3 separate regions of the Homo sapiens genome follow, and all the other regions are linked to region 1. The links are chromatin contacts, found by Hi-C or POLR2A ChIA-PET in ENCODE. All regions are on one chromosome and are shown on one strand. Each heading gives the region's core, a stretch centred on a gene start or an enhancer-like site at or near the end of the contact. The rest is flanking DNA. Distances are from core to core; before and after follow the strand shown.

What was found. Hi-C counts contacts between places; a loop is a spot of excess contacts on that map. ChIA-PET counts read pairs that join two places held with the same protein, here RNA polymerase II (POLR2A). Pooled maps may share reads with other maps.
Region 2: a loop to region 1 is called in a map of psoas muscle, with 2.0 times the contacts of the local background. The contact joins two enhancer-like sites. A Hi-C loop is called at or near these places in 4 of 168 maps with a recorded cell type or tissue (endothelial cell of hepatic sinusoid, gastrocnemius medialis, heart right ventricle and 1 more). POLR2A ChIA-PET finds 5 or more read pairs at or near these places in 6 of 52 experiments (A673, AG04450, H1 and 3 more).
Region 3: a loop to region 1 is called in a map with no recorded cell type, with 1.9 times the contacts of the local background. The contact joins two enhancer-like sites. A Hi-C loop is called at or near these places in 4 of 37 single-sample maps with no recorded cell type and 4 of 50 pooled maps. POLR2A ChIA-PET finds 5 or more read pairs at or near these places in 3 of 52 experiments (AG04450, HEK293 and activated T-cell).

The regions. Positions count from the first base shown.
Region 1 is chr2:201,882,438-201,887,046 of GRCh38, reverse strand. The region is part of intron 12 of CDK15 (cyclin dependent kinase 15); the gene reads right to left. Among named protein-coding and RNA genes, the nearest start is that of CDK15, 78 kb to the right of the region's middle. Within about 2 kb of position 3,271, at least 5 of the 41 ENCODE cell types and tissues checked have a DNase peak (open chromatin) inside an H3K27ac peak, as active enhancers do; they include gastrocnemius medialis and psoas muscle, where a contact is called at or near this core.
Region 2 is chr2:201,953,183-201,957,656 of GRCh38, reverse strand. No RefSeq gene overlaps it. Among named protein-coding and RNA genes, the nearest start is that of FZD7, 78 kb to the left of the region's middle. Within about 2 kb of position 1,928, at least 6 of the 41 ENCODE cell types and tissues checked have a DNase peak (open chromatin) inside an H3K27ac peak, as active enhancers do; they include gastrocnemius medialis and psoas muscle, where a contact is called at or near this core.
Region 3 is chr2:202,006,498-202,011,192 of GRCh38, reverse strand. No RefSeq gene overlaps it. Among named protein-coding and RNA genes, the nearest start is that of FZD7, 25 kb to the left of the region's middle. Within about 2 kb of position 1,857, at least 6 of the 41 ENCODE cell types and tissues checked have a DNase peak (open chromatin) inside an H3K27ac peak, as active enhancers do.

The DNA.
Region 1 (4,609 bases), core at 2,022-4,521:
CATTAATCTAGGTTTTAGGGTTTTCCCCCCTATTCAATTATTTCTTTGGATAATTTCCAGGAACAAAGGTATAGGGTATAAGGGTATGATCATTTTTATGGCTCCCGATATGCATGCTATAACACTTTGCAAAAGTTTCAATACCATCAGCAGAGAATCATTTTACCACAATCTCATCAACACTGGGAGCTATTAGGTTACAGGAAAAAACAACTAATTTAACGGTAATTTGTATTTTTTTAATCCCTAGTAAAGCAGTCAATTTATTCCATGTGTTGCTGTGCTCTTTTTGTTTCCTCTTGCATAAATTGCTATTTTATGCCTTCAACTCATTTTCCACTGGATTCCTTGATGTTTTCTTATAAAACTGAATGAGTCACAGGTGAAACAAAAACATTTATCACCATCGATTAAGAAATCTTGGCCAGACAAGGTGACTCACGCCTGTAATCCCAGCACTTTGGGAGGCCAAGGCAGGTGGATCACCTGAGGTCAGGAGTTTGAGACCAGCCTGGCCAACATGGTGAAACCCTGTCTCACTAAAAATACAAAAATTAGCCAGGCGTGGTGGCACAGGCAGGTAATCCCAGCTACTCGGGAGGCTGAGGCGGGAGAATTTCTTGAACCTGGGACATGGAGATTGCAGTGAGCCAAGATCATGCCATTGCGCTCCAGCCTGGGCGACAAGAGCAAAAGTCCATCTCAAAAAAAAAAAAAAATCTTAAAACCCAAGGCTGATTGCATATATTATTACAAGAAAAGAAAAGAAAAGAAAATAAACTAAAGTAAGATGGCATTGAGGAAGAAGTTGGTCCTGGGGTGTAAATCTCTATTCAACATAAATTGAGCCCTCTTAATTGTGAGATATTAAACACGCTACCTGGAGATGTGTGGAATCTTTCCCAGAAAAGCTTTAAAATAAACACAGTACATGAGAGAGTGGGAGGAGCACAGAACTGGGCATCAAGATCTTGGTTCTAATCTTGATTTTGCAGCTAAGTTCCTATGTGATCTTTAGCAAGAACAATGAATAGTAGGAAAGGAGTAGCTTTTAGGAGTCAGATTTGAAGTAAAATCTTGGCTCTACAACTTTCTAGCTGTGTGACTTCAAGCAATTAGCCTACCTGACTTCCAGCTGTCTAATCTGTAATATGAGGATAACAATTCCAGCCTCACCAATTAGTACATAGATTGATAATTTATATAAAGCATATAGATGTCCAATAAAAGGCAGGTACGATTATTCTTCCCTGGGCATCAGTGACTCAGCTATATAATGAAGGTATGGAATAAGTAATCTTTAAGATCCTTTATAAATAACTCTTTTCTGAATTATTTATCTTTACTTGGAGACTCAGCCATGAACGTAACAAATTTAACCAACTTAAGGGCTTGGTAGGGCTGAGGGACTTGGTTTTCCCAGACTTCTCCCAGCAACACAATGCTATGCAACCCCATAAACCACGTCTCAACCCAGTATCTCCTCTAACATATTGAAATGGATGGAGAACAACTTTGTGCATAGAAGGTGAGGAAGTGTGTTATGGAGGACATCTCCAAATTCGCTTCTTAAGGGCTGATTAATGGAGGATTTAAAAGGTGGACAGATTGGTCTGAGTTACGTTACAAACTCCTAGAAGTAGCACAGAGTCAAGAGGATGGCTGAGAATCTTCCCTCCCTCTTTTCCAACATCCCCAGCCCCTGAAACCTGGCCTCATAGAATGACAAAATATTCTGGTTCAACTTTGAATAGAATACACAAAAAAACCAATAAACAGAATAGGTTTGAAATTACGTGGAAGCATTCAGAGTGAAACTAAGCTTGATTAGTACATGTTAAAGAATGTTTAAATTGTTGCAAAAAGGCATACGATGGTAAGAAAAACTACAATGGTATATGAGTTAAGACTGAGCCACTATGATTAAAAAGAAGACAACTTCAGAATGATCTTAGATGGTATTGAGAGGAACACGACATTCCTTTGCCCGTATGCCCTTCCTCTCCAATCATCCAGACCCATCATCTTTCAAGGCCCACTCACAAAATCATCCTGGATCCCCACAGCTGGAGTTAATCTCACCTCCTTCAAACACTTAGAGCACTTTATTTGTATACTTGATCTGCAGCTGTTTATATACTTGTCTTATTTCCTAAAGGACCGTAAGCTCTTTGAGGACAGGGTCTATGACTAATTCATTTTTGTATCCTTTAATATCACACCTCATGGACACTCAGTAAACCTCCAATGAATGAATGGAACATGATTCTCCCACCATGCAAGAAATTTGAGTCTATGCTGCCTCCATATTCTCAGAGATAAGCAAAATAATTGGAACAGATTCAGAAGAGAACAATAAAACAAAATGACTAAAAAGTGGGAGAAACAGAATTTGTATTTGGAAACAAAGGTTAAAGGAATTCAGCCTAAAGTGGCCTTTGGGAAGTGATATCATAGGGACCTTCCAATATATTAAGGAGATAACACTCAAAGAAGGCCTGAAGTTATTTTATTGAACCAAAACAAAACACGACTCAGATTTTAACAGGGCAATGAGGCATGCTGAAGAACTTTCGGAGTATAGATATCGGGATGGTGTGATCAAAGGTAGAGGTAAATGCCATGCTTTCTTCCATCCCTATGTGTATATAAGTATACTCTAACAATGGGGGCTGTGGTACAGCATTTTTGCAAAATTACTTGTGAAACAATTGCAAGCTTTTTAGATTTTCTCCCCCTAAGATGCTAAAACCTGTTTTAAAGGAGAAGGGGATTTAGTCCAGGAAGGAATGGGAGACTCAAGTATGAGACTTGGCTAGCAAGCAAAATGGGACCAACCCAGAGAGAGAGAGAGAAAGAGAGACAGCCTTTGATGTCCTGACGATCAAGGACCATGGCTTAAAGACCAGACTCTTAAATCACGTGTCATTTACTGCCTCAGATAAAAAATACTTTTCTGGATCAGTGTCTGTAGTTCAAAATGGCTAGGTTCCAAAATCAGTCTTAAATTTCCAAGGGTAACATTTGGAAGGTTTCCTGAAAGAACAGAGCGGAGCCAGTTTTAAGAAGGGGCAGCTTAATGATTTCCTACTACCCCCACCCCCAAATCATTAAACAGTGTTCCTTTCCCAGAGCCCAAGTTCATGCTGAGGGCAAAGAGAATTAAATGAAGAAGCTGAACCTGCAGCTAAGATTAGAGAGTTGCCAAGGGCCTAATTTTAGGTCCTAGCTGCTCCAGCTGACGTCCTGCCCTGCTGGCTCAGCCACGAGGACCACAAGTGTGGCCATAAGCCGGTGTCTGAGTGGGAAGAGCGACTCCCTGGCCATCTGCAAAAGCAATTAGCTTGCTGTTGGCTGTGTTTTGAGAGGGACTACCAATAATTTCTCCTTCAACAAGTGTTTCTTCAGGTGTTCACGAGTCAATAAGGGAAAATGTCAGAACTTGGCAGAAGTTCCCACATGCTTGCCATTCTAATATTCACACTTTTCCACTTCAGGTGCTGTCCAAAAGGAAACTAATCCTGGAATTCCTGGTTTTCATGGCAAATAACCCCCTGATAAATGCCCTTTGGCTCTAAGCGTACTGCCACAACCTAGGGAAAGCATTGTTCGGGACTTCTCAGCGTCATGAAAATAGAGATGGACTGGAACAATTCTTTCATTTTGTGTGGAATTTCTATGCCGCTCCTACACTGGGATTTAGGCTGTCCTTCCACTCTCCACGTATTTCCCAGTCCCAGGCTTTATGCTTTAATTGTCTTCTTTAGAGGGCAGACAATAAGAGCTGGCATCTTCCAGATCAAAGGGGAAACAGAATATATTTTAAAGTGACAACTCTGTTATCCTGCAACCAGAATAAAATCAGAATAATAAAATGATATAAATATAAGCCCCTAAATAATTTTATACTGAAATGCCACCAGAGAGCAAAATTTCTTGCATAATTATGGCAGAGAAACTCTCCTTACAAATCACTCACAAGAGCATGCCGATTTTTGCACAATTCTCATGCCTGGGGCAGCCCTCCTCAGGGATGGAGTTTCTATGTCCCTGCAGATTGGGAACTGTGATTACCCACTGGTGTGCTCTGTCTGCAAAGGAGGCTGTTAATAAAGGCTCATTGCCAGGGGCAATGAAAAAGCAGGCTGGCACTGCCAGGCCAAGGACCGCATCTCTTAGTAGATAATGTGCTGGTGGTGAGAGCCACTGTCACGAAGGTGCACAAACCAGCCCTGGCTGCTTCTGTCTCTTCCTCTATTTTTCTTTCCTGGTAGCTTTGCTTTTTCTATCTACTTGTCCATCTGTCTATATACATATTTCTGCACACCCACCACCCTGTCACACACATACACAAGCACACACACATGCTCGTGCACTCATGTGCACGAGCACACACACACAGAAGCACACACACCCAATCTTGCCCCCGCCTTTCCCTGTCTCTTGGCACCGGCGCTTTCATCTTCTCCCTCGGGGATTCGAGATGTCGCTGCAGGAAATGCTTGTCCGCCGAGGCAGCAGCAGCAGAGCCCTGTGGCTTTGACAAACCTCATTTAATTGGGAGGAAGCCAGGAGAATTTGAAAGAACTGAAACATCCACGAAACTCCT
Region 2 (4,474 bases), core at 679-3,178, 72 kb before region 1:
GCGGGTGCCTGTAATCCCAGCTACTTGGGAGGCTAAGGCAGGAGAATTGCTTGAACCCGGGAGGCAGAGGTTGCAGTGAGCCGAGAGCGTGCCTTGCACTCCAGCCTGGGCAATGAGAGCAAGACTCCGTCTCAAAAAAAAAAAAAAAAAAAATATATATATATATATATATATATATACACACACACACACTAATAGGCTAACTTCAGGCACACTGCCTAAGAATTAGCCCTGCTCTGCAAGGAGCAGCTAAAAATAAATAATAAATAAAAACTGTAGTAGACCAATACCTGTTCTATTTAACTTGGAAGGTGGGTGAGTGATAGTGGATTCTGGGTTTGAATCTTGCCTCCAACTGCATGACCATGGGCAAAGTACTTTTTTTTTTCTGTGCTTTCGGTTTCCTTATATGTTAAATGGGAGTAATGATTATACCCACCCCATGGGTTATTGTGAGGATTAAAGGAGACAACCCACACAAAGTATTTAGAGGAATCTAGCCTATAGTAAGTGCATAATATTAATGCATAAATTAGGTTGGTGCAAAAGTAATTGCATCTTAGAAGAGAAGGTAAATTTGCAAGTATTTCTTTCTTTTGGCTCCATAGTACTAATTGCTGGGGAGGAAGGAGACCCAGGGAAGAAGGCATGGTAGAACCTGGAGAGCTGTATATGTGTGTATTGAAAATGTAGACCACAGAGAGGTACTAGATTGTTTGTGTTACAAAGGGTCAAGAAATGAGACGATTCAGCAATGACAAAGAACTGGTTCAGGAGGAGTGAGGAAGCGGGATGTCGGCAGGGTAGGAGGCTGAGGTTGAAGGGTCTGCACCACGCTCGAGTTCTTGGAGGGGAGGCAGAACCGTGTAATGCGGTCCAGCTGTGGTCGCTATCCTATGGGACAGGGGTCATCCGTGTGGAGAAGGGCACAGAAGAGGGTGGTCAGGGAGCTGGACAGGTCATTGACATGAAGGTTGAGGTCACCAAGGATGATGACAGGGGAAAGACGGGAAATGCAATCCAGAAGCCAGCAGAGACCTGGAGAAGGCGGTGTGCCCAGATGGCAGGGACTTGACTGGCATGACCAAATGGCATAGACATGCTGCTGCTTCCCCTGTTGTGCGGAAGACACTAGGAGAAGGCGAGGCTTCGGTAAGGGGGCAGGAAGAGGCAGGATGTTGACTCGCCTGCACTGGTTTGGGTTAAGGTGAGAGGAAAATGAAGACTTAAATGGACCATGGAGTGAGTTTCCCCAGGGTTCTGTGGAAGAGACTCCTTAAGAAAGAGTGGAATTTTAGGAAGAGCTGGTTAGAAATGAGGATGAGTGTGGGGTTGGGGAGGGATTTACACACATGCAATTATAGGCTGGGGAGCTGAGACCTAGGAAAGGAGGCAGTGGTTTCAAGGAATCTCTCCTTGGAGAGTCTATGGCTCTGCCATAGCAAGCAAGAATAGTAAAAAAGAAAGAGGAAATCTACTTGATTATTTTCCTCCAAAGAGGAGAGGAACATTTTGTTCCCTGGTGGTCTGAGCAGCTGCCCCTCCCTCCTGCTTGGCCACCATTGCTGGCAGGGTCGCCGGCTGGCTCCTGGAGGGCAGGACCCACATGCATGTGGCACTGTCATCCTGCCCTCTCCAGACACGCAGCTCAGACCTACCTGCTGCAGGACACTCCATGGTTTCTGCTAATGCTGAAGTGAGCTGCATGGCTAATTCATTCCTGGCACCTCTGAGAACATGAGCTCATCATATCATTAAAGGAATAAGAATAAACAGGAACAAGGGAGCTGCTCAGGAGTTGGGAAACCTCTGGCCCTCTGTGCCTCCCACACATCTTTGGAGAGACAAAGGGGCCAGAACAGCCCACAGTTCCTGGCTACTGCCCTTGGCAGCCTCTCTGTCTCCACTGCCAGCTCTGGGCCACCGCTTCTCCACAGCATGTGAGCCCCCCTGCCAGTCTTCCTTAGGCAACTGTGGGTACCACCCGCATCTCCAAGCCTGTGATGGCGTCCGAGGGCCTTTTGCTCAAGATAAAATCGTTCTTCCTGATTTTGAATTTTCACACTTTGCATTTCCTAGTCCTCTTACCCTGGATCCATGTTAACTCTTGCTCGTCAACAATCCAGCCAAGAAAATTTTTCTTTGGAATATTATTTGCTTTTTCTCACCTCTGAGTCATCTCCTGTCTTCTTCCACCTGCCTGGAATGTCCCCTTCCTTCTCTCTCTGAAGGGATGCCAGTAACTACATCATCCATTGCTAGAGGATCTGTTTCTGGTCTTCTGGTCCCTTCATTTGACTCCCTTTGCTATGGTCTCTTTAGCGATTCCCAATCCTTGCCTTTATTTTTTGTACCTTCCTATGCCTCCGTGTTTCTGGATTTCTCAGTCCTGTACGTGCCAGTAGGGGGATGCAATCTCCATTTCAGGTTGCATTGTTAGTGAGGCATTCTTCTTATTAAATAAATCGGGCTATATAAAATTTCAACTCAGCTGGGTGCGGTGGCTCACACCTGTAATCCCAGCACTTTGGGAAGACTAGGAGGGTGGATCGCTTGAACCCAGGAGTTGGAGACCAGCCTGGGCGACATAGTGAAACCCCATCTCTACTAAAAATACAAAAAATTAGCTGGGCATGGTAGTTCACGCCTGTGATCCCAGTTACTCAGGAGGCTGAGGCACAAGAATTGCTTGAACCTAGGAGGCAGAGGTTGCAGTTAGCCAAGGTCATGCCACTGCACTCCAGCCTGGGTGACAGAATGAGTCTGTCTCAATAAAATAAATAGAATAAAAAATTTCAGCTCTCCCCACCCCAGCATTGCATGCCCTCCTGCCATGTTTTATGTATTTTCTTAGCATTTCCTTCTTACATGACTTAATATGCAGTGGTGCCCTTTAATAGCACAACCCACAGTAACTTCAGCAAAGAGGAAATATGATTGGTGGCTGATTCCTGCCATCTGCAGCATGTTCACCCTGATATTTTATCAATCTCACAGGATCCCACACTTGACACTATTGAGATTTTTGGACCCTACTATAGAATTATGTGAGTCTTCTACATATTTTTGCAAATTTGTTTATGATTATCTGTCTCCTTCATTGGCATGCAACCTCTATAAAGACAAGGATTTTGTCATTTGGTTGGTGCCCCATGTCCAAAACAGTTCCTGCCCTCCTAGGTGCTCAGTGAGTGTTTCCTGGATGGATGGATGAATGCGCTCACCCATCCCACCCCAAAGCTGGGGCCCTCACACCTGCTATTTTTAGTCTTTGCCCACGGGCCCGTCTGAGGGCCAATAGGGCTAGTAAATTTAGCTGACTCACTGGCTGGCTGACTTTAGTGTATAAAGAGGTTCAAGCCCCAAGAGCAACCCCTCTGAGAAATTGGGCAAAACCCAGCCCAGCTTTCCTTCAGGGCAGCTGCTCCTCTGAGAAGGAAACCCAGTGCCACTAGGGTGAGGCTGTGTCCTGGGACAAGCTTCCTGATCGAGGGAGAGCCATCAGACCTGCCTGGGAGGGGATGTGGCTTTGGCTTTTCAGGAAGCCCTTCTGGCTCAGGCCTCGGTCTTGACAGAGCAGGGCTGGGCAGCCCTAGGAAGCACGTGTGCTGCTGTTTCTGGGAAGGGTGGGGAGGGAGGGGGAATGAGCAGGGTTGGGGTGGGAGCCAGATGGGACTTATGATTCAATGGTCCAGGCTCAATAGGTGATCAGGATGGAGCAAGGAATGGACAGAGAACCAGACGAGGGCCTGGCACTGCACTTCTGTGTGAATGAGGAAAAGGTGCTGCTCTGAGCAGATGTAATAGGAAAGGGTGTTTCCTCACAACGGCTGGACTTGCCCTGGTAAGGCATGGAGAAAGTCAGCCAAGCCCCAGGACAAGTCAAGGATTTGGTGTAAGGTGACTTGACCAGAGAAAGCTGAGATTGGAGGATGAGAATCTGGTCCCTCAGGGAATGGGTTACCAGGCAAGGAGCCCAGGCATGGGAGAGCAAAGCTGGGCTAGTTGCTGGGTAACAAGGCAACAGAAACTTGCTTAGTGGGAGCTGATACACCGAGGCCCAAGTATGTCAGCGTCAGGAATAACTTCAGGGTAATGAAAGCATTCCCAATCTCTGTCTGCACACGGATGGCCCTGGAGCACAAGGCACTGCTGGAGCCATGTCATGAGGCAGCCTCAGCAGAGCAGGCCGTAGTTCCTCAAAGAAAGACCCATTTGTGTGGTTTGTGGTAGCTCTGTGGCTCTCCAGGTATGGTCCCTGGACTAGCAGAATCCTCATCATCTGGGAACTTGTTAGATATGCAAATTCCCAGCCCTGCCCCACACTCACTAAGCTGGAAACTCTGGGGTGGAGCCCAGAAATCTGCATTTTAACAAGTGCCAGGTGATTCTGATACACTCTACACTTCGAGGACACTCTGTAGCTGAAAAGCCCAAACTCTTGTTTTAGAGGCTGCGCTGGGGTTGGGAGAAG
Region 3 (4,695 bases), core at 608-3,107, 130 kb before region 1:
CAACCTGGGTTCAACTCTGCTCTACTACTTGTAAGCTGTGTAACCTTGTGCCAGGTACTTGATCTCTCTGAGCCTCACTTTCCTAGTCTATGACACAGCAATAAGCCATTTCATGGCATCATTAAGACTAAATGAGATAACTCATCTGAAGGGGAAGGCAATCAGCACATTGTTATAAGTGCTTAATAAAGGTGACTACTATTGTGGAAGCCCTTGAGTTCCTAACTAGATTACTGAGTCCTTAGGAGAAGGAATTGTGTCTTATTCCTCATTGTGTGCCTCACGCATAATAGATGAGCAATAAATGTATGGATGACTTTATTTTATCATTTAGGTCATATTTCATTGCACGTAGCAGAAACCCTAACTCAAACTGGCTAAAACCAGGGATGCATGTAGGATCCCATCATTCTGTAGGTCAAATCCAGCCTGCTTCCTGTTTTTGTACAGTCTGTGAACGAAGAATGGGTTTCGCATTTTTAAGTGTTTAAAAAAATCAAAAGAATATTTGGAGAAACTTGAAAATTATATGAAATTAACATTTCAGTGTCTATAAATAAAGTTATATTGGAACACAGTCATACATTCATTTATGTATGGTGTATGGCAGGTGTTGGCAACCTTTTCCTATAAGGGGCCTGATTGTAAATATTTTAGGCGTGGGAGACTATATGTCATCTGTCACAGCTACTCAACTCTACTGTAGTAGCATGAAAGTAGTCATAGGCAATAACCTTAGAAGAGAAGATCTGAGGACAGGAAATAGGGTAGAAAAGTGGAAGGGCTCCTGGGTTCTAGGTCTCCTGGGTTCTAGGCTTGGCTTTTACCAACCAATAGTAGGATATTCATCAAGTCACGTCACTTCTCTGGGTCAGATTTTATGGGAAATGAAAGAGTTTAACTAGATTTCAAAAGCTTCTTTTAGCTTCAAAATTCCTATTTTTCTATTTTGGTTTTCCATTTTAACAACCTGGACTTTTTCTGAAGGTGTGTGTCGCAGTTAGAATACTTCGATTGCAAGCAACAGAAGCCAATTCTAATTAATTTAAGCAAAAAGACATTTATTGTGAAGATATGCGGGTAGGTCACAGAAATAAAGGAAAAGCAGAAAATATAGGCTCAGAAAGGACAGGAGCCAGAGCAAAGCCCAGGGTTCAGGCCGCAGGAACCAATGGATACTCTCTTCAGGGTACTGCAGTCTCCGTTGACCTCTGACCATTCTCAAGAACATTCAAGACTGAAATTCCGGTGTTGTGTTTCTAGCCTGGCTTAGATTTGGTTAAAAGAACCACTACGATTGTATCCAACAGGAAGCGATAGTTCCCCAAAGCCAAATGAGGAGCTGTTACTAGAAAAAGAGGGGATGGAAGCTGAGCAGGCCAAAAGGACAGATGTCCATGACCGTGAAGGGCACAGTTGTTTAAGTGCTAGACGTTGTAGCACGAGGAGCCAATACTGACTCTTGAGTCATTTGCTCATTCTCTCAATAAACTTACTGAATTTAGTCATGCCATTTTGGAAGACACCAAAGAAATATAGTAATGATCTATAAGACTGGTGGGAACGGGTGCTTGGATTTTACTCAGGAAGACCTGGGAACAAGATTGTATTCCCTTTTAATTGGAATCATTAAAATATATCCAGGCTTATGCAACTGCAGCTCATTATAGGGAGATGTTAAGTAATTCTCTAATTATATGTATTACACTGTAGGCAGAAGATCCTCAGACAAGTGACTTATCTCACATGTCAAGGGGCAGAGCTAAAAGCAGGACTTGACTTCCTGACTTGAATAACTGTTCTGAACCAGCTGCCTAGCAACCATGGCCTCCGTTCAGGAGCAGCTACCATGTGAGGAGCGTCGGTGCCCGGCTGCTCCACTAAACTGTGAATTTCTCAAGGGCAGAAACAGGGTCCTGTTCCTCTGCATTTCCCCCAGGGCCTTGTCTGGCATCAGACACACAGAAGAGAGATCTTCAGTAAGGAGTCAGCTTTACAGTTTCCATCAATGAAATGAAGCCTGTCTCTGCATTAGATGATGACTTGAGCTGAGAAGTACTGAAAACATGCCCAGCTGCTGTCAGCAAAGCCTGGTCTGGGGACATGGAAAGGACATATTTCAGAGCGAGAGAATTTCAGACATTCTAACAGGACACTGAGCTGTAAACTCTGCAGTGTTCACATTAGACGACTTCTCCATCTCAATGTGTATCTTATTTCTTCTGGCAAATAATGAAAAATTATGACCTCACAAAGCAAACCAGTGAGTGCAATTGTCTCTATTCATCTCTCTCCTTCTCGACAGGAGAAAGCTAGGAAAAATAAATTCCTATTTTTCTATTTTGGTTTTCCATTTTAACAACCTGGACTTTTTCTGAAGGTGTGTGTAGCAGTTAGAATACTTCGATTGCAAGCAGCAGAAGCCAATTCTAATTAATTTAAGCAAAAATACATTTATCATGAAGATATGCGGGTAGATCACAGAAATAAAGGAAAAGCTGAAAATATAGGCTTAGAAAGGACAGGAGCCTTTCTAATTGCCTTGAAATTTGCTCAGAAGGAAATGTTTATAGAAATTTGTCTTCAATCAGGGCCAGGCACAGTGGCTTATGCCTAAATCCCAGCACTTTGGGAGGCTAAGGTGGGCAGATCCCCTGAGGTCAGGAGTTCGAGTCCAGCCTGGTCTACATAGTGAAAGCCTGTCTCTACTAAAAATGAAAAAATTAGCCGGGCGTGGTGGTGTACACCTGTAATCCCAGCCATCTGGGAGGCTGAGGCATGAGAATCGCTTGAACCAGGGAGACAGAGGTTGCAGTGAGCTGAAATTATGCCACTGCACTTCAGCCTGGGCAATAGAGTGAGACTCTGTCTCAAAAAAAAAAAAAAAGAAAGAAAAGAAAAAAGAAAAAAATGGTTTTTAATCAAGTACTTGTGCATGTGTGCACTCTTTGTTTAGGAAAAGTGGCTAACTCACTTGACCTACCTCTAAAGGCTGGTACCCGGGCCTTTCTTCAGCTGTCTGATTCTGCAGCTGCCCGAGGCTCAAGCAGGCTCACCCCTCCTGGGCCTGAGCAGGCAGGATTAGCCCCACAGATGCATGCTGGAAGGGTGGATTTCAGAGATCATGAAATCATTTATTAAATAAACATGCTTATCCTTTTTCTTGTTATTTACCTTCACCTGAAAAAGGAGGTTTCTTAGTACTTCCTTTATTTCTCCCCCTGAGCCAATCAGTTGGTCCCACTAAACCTAGATATGTGGGATGACAGGGACTTCCAGCCTCAGTTTCACAACAACCTAGAGTGTCTCCAACTCTCTGAAGGCATGTTGAGAAATCCTCAAAATTAAATTAACCTCAGTTCACTTTGGCTTAATAAATCAGTATCACTCTGCACTGTAAGGCACAGAAGGGAGAATGTTGGGAAATCAACGACTTTGTAGATTGTCATATCTCCAAAAAGGCTTGGTCCCTTGGAGATTACTTTGGGCTGGTTCATCACCACTTTTCTTATCTCTATGGCAAGAATATGGTGTTGATTTTTTTAAGGGAAGATATTTTTCTTTCTGTATCTCAACAAGAACCAGCCCTCTACACTTACCCCAGTGTCCTTAACTGTCTCCTTACTGTGTCCATATAACTGTGGTTCTTTCATGTCCCTGCTTTGCCCTCACCCTGTGTCTATTGCCATGTCATGGTGGTCTCTCAGCCTTTGTGTGACAGCAAATCTCAGCTACTTATTAATAAGGCTCAGCATGGGCCGACTTCCACCATGCCAGTTTCCCTGGCAACACCAGTGGGCAGTAAAGATCTTAGACAAACTTTCTAGTAGGTCACCCCTGAGCTATACCTCCCTTAGAATCCAAGAGATTCTCCAGAGAGCCCTGCTCCTATTTTGGTTGGACCTCATTTTTCTCTGTATAGCCACAGAGATTAGAATTACACAAATCTAGAGCAGTGTTGAAAGATCTTACAAGAAATGTCCAGATAGAAGGGTGGCAGCAATACGAACAGCCGTCAGGGTCTCTGATGGGGCCACCCAAATGCAACTGGCACCATGCCTGCCCTCCAGGCGGCCAGCATTTGCTTACTGTGAGTCTCCTGCGACATACCGCAGGATCACTGTTTTTTGACAGTTCCCATCTTTTCTCTCACTTTTCCCTATTTCTCTCTTTATTTATTTTTTGTTTCTTTTTCTTTTTTTTTTTTTTTTTGAGATGGAGTCTCACCCTGTCACCCAGGCTGGAGTGCAGCAGTGAGGTCTCAACTCACTGCAACGTCCTGCTCCCAGTTCAAGTGATTCTTGTGCCTCAGCCTCCCAAGTAGATGGGACCCCAGGCACGCACCACCACGCCTGGCTAATTTTTGTATTTTTAGTAGAGATGGGGTTTTGCCATGTTGGACAGGCTGGTCTCGAATTCCTGACCTCAAGTGATCCTTCCACCTCGGCCTCCTAAAGTGTCGGGATTACAGATGTGAACCATCCCTGCCCAGCCACCTATTTCTCTCTTCACAAAGTTTCTAAACTTTGCTGTGTCAAACCCATTTAAACAATGATTCAAATACCAAGAGCACCCAAGGAATGTTTCAGGTTTCTGTCTCATCACATGGCTTTGAGGAAAGAGCAGAAGTGCAGGCAGGGCATACCCATGGCTGTGGGGGTGGAATCTGCAGCCAGGCTGGGGTGAGTGATTCTG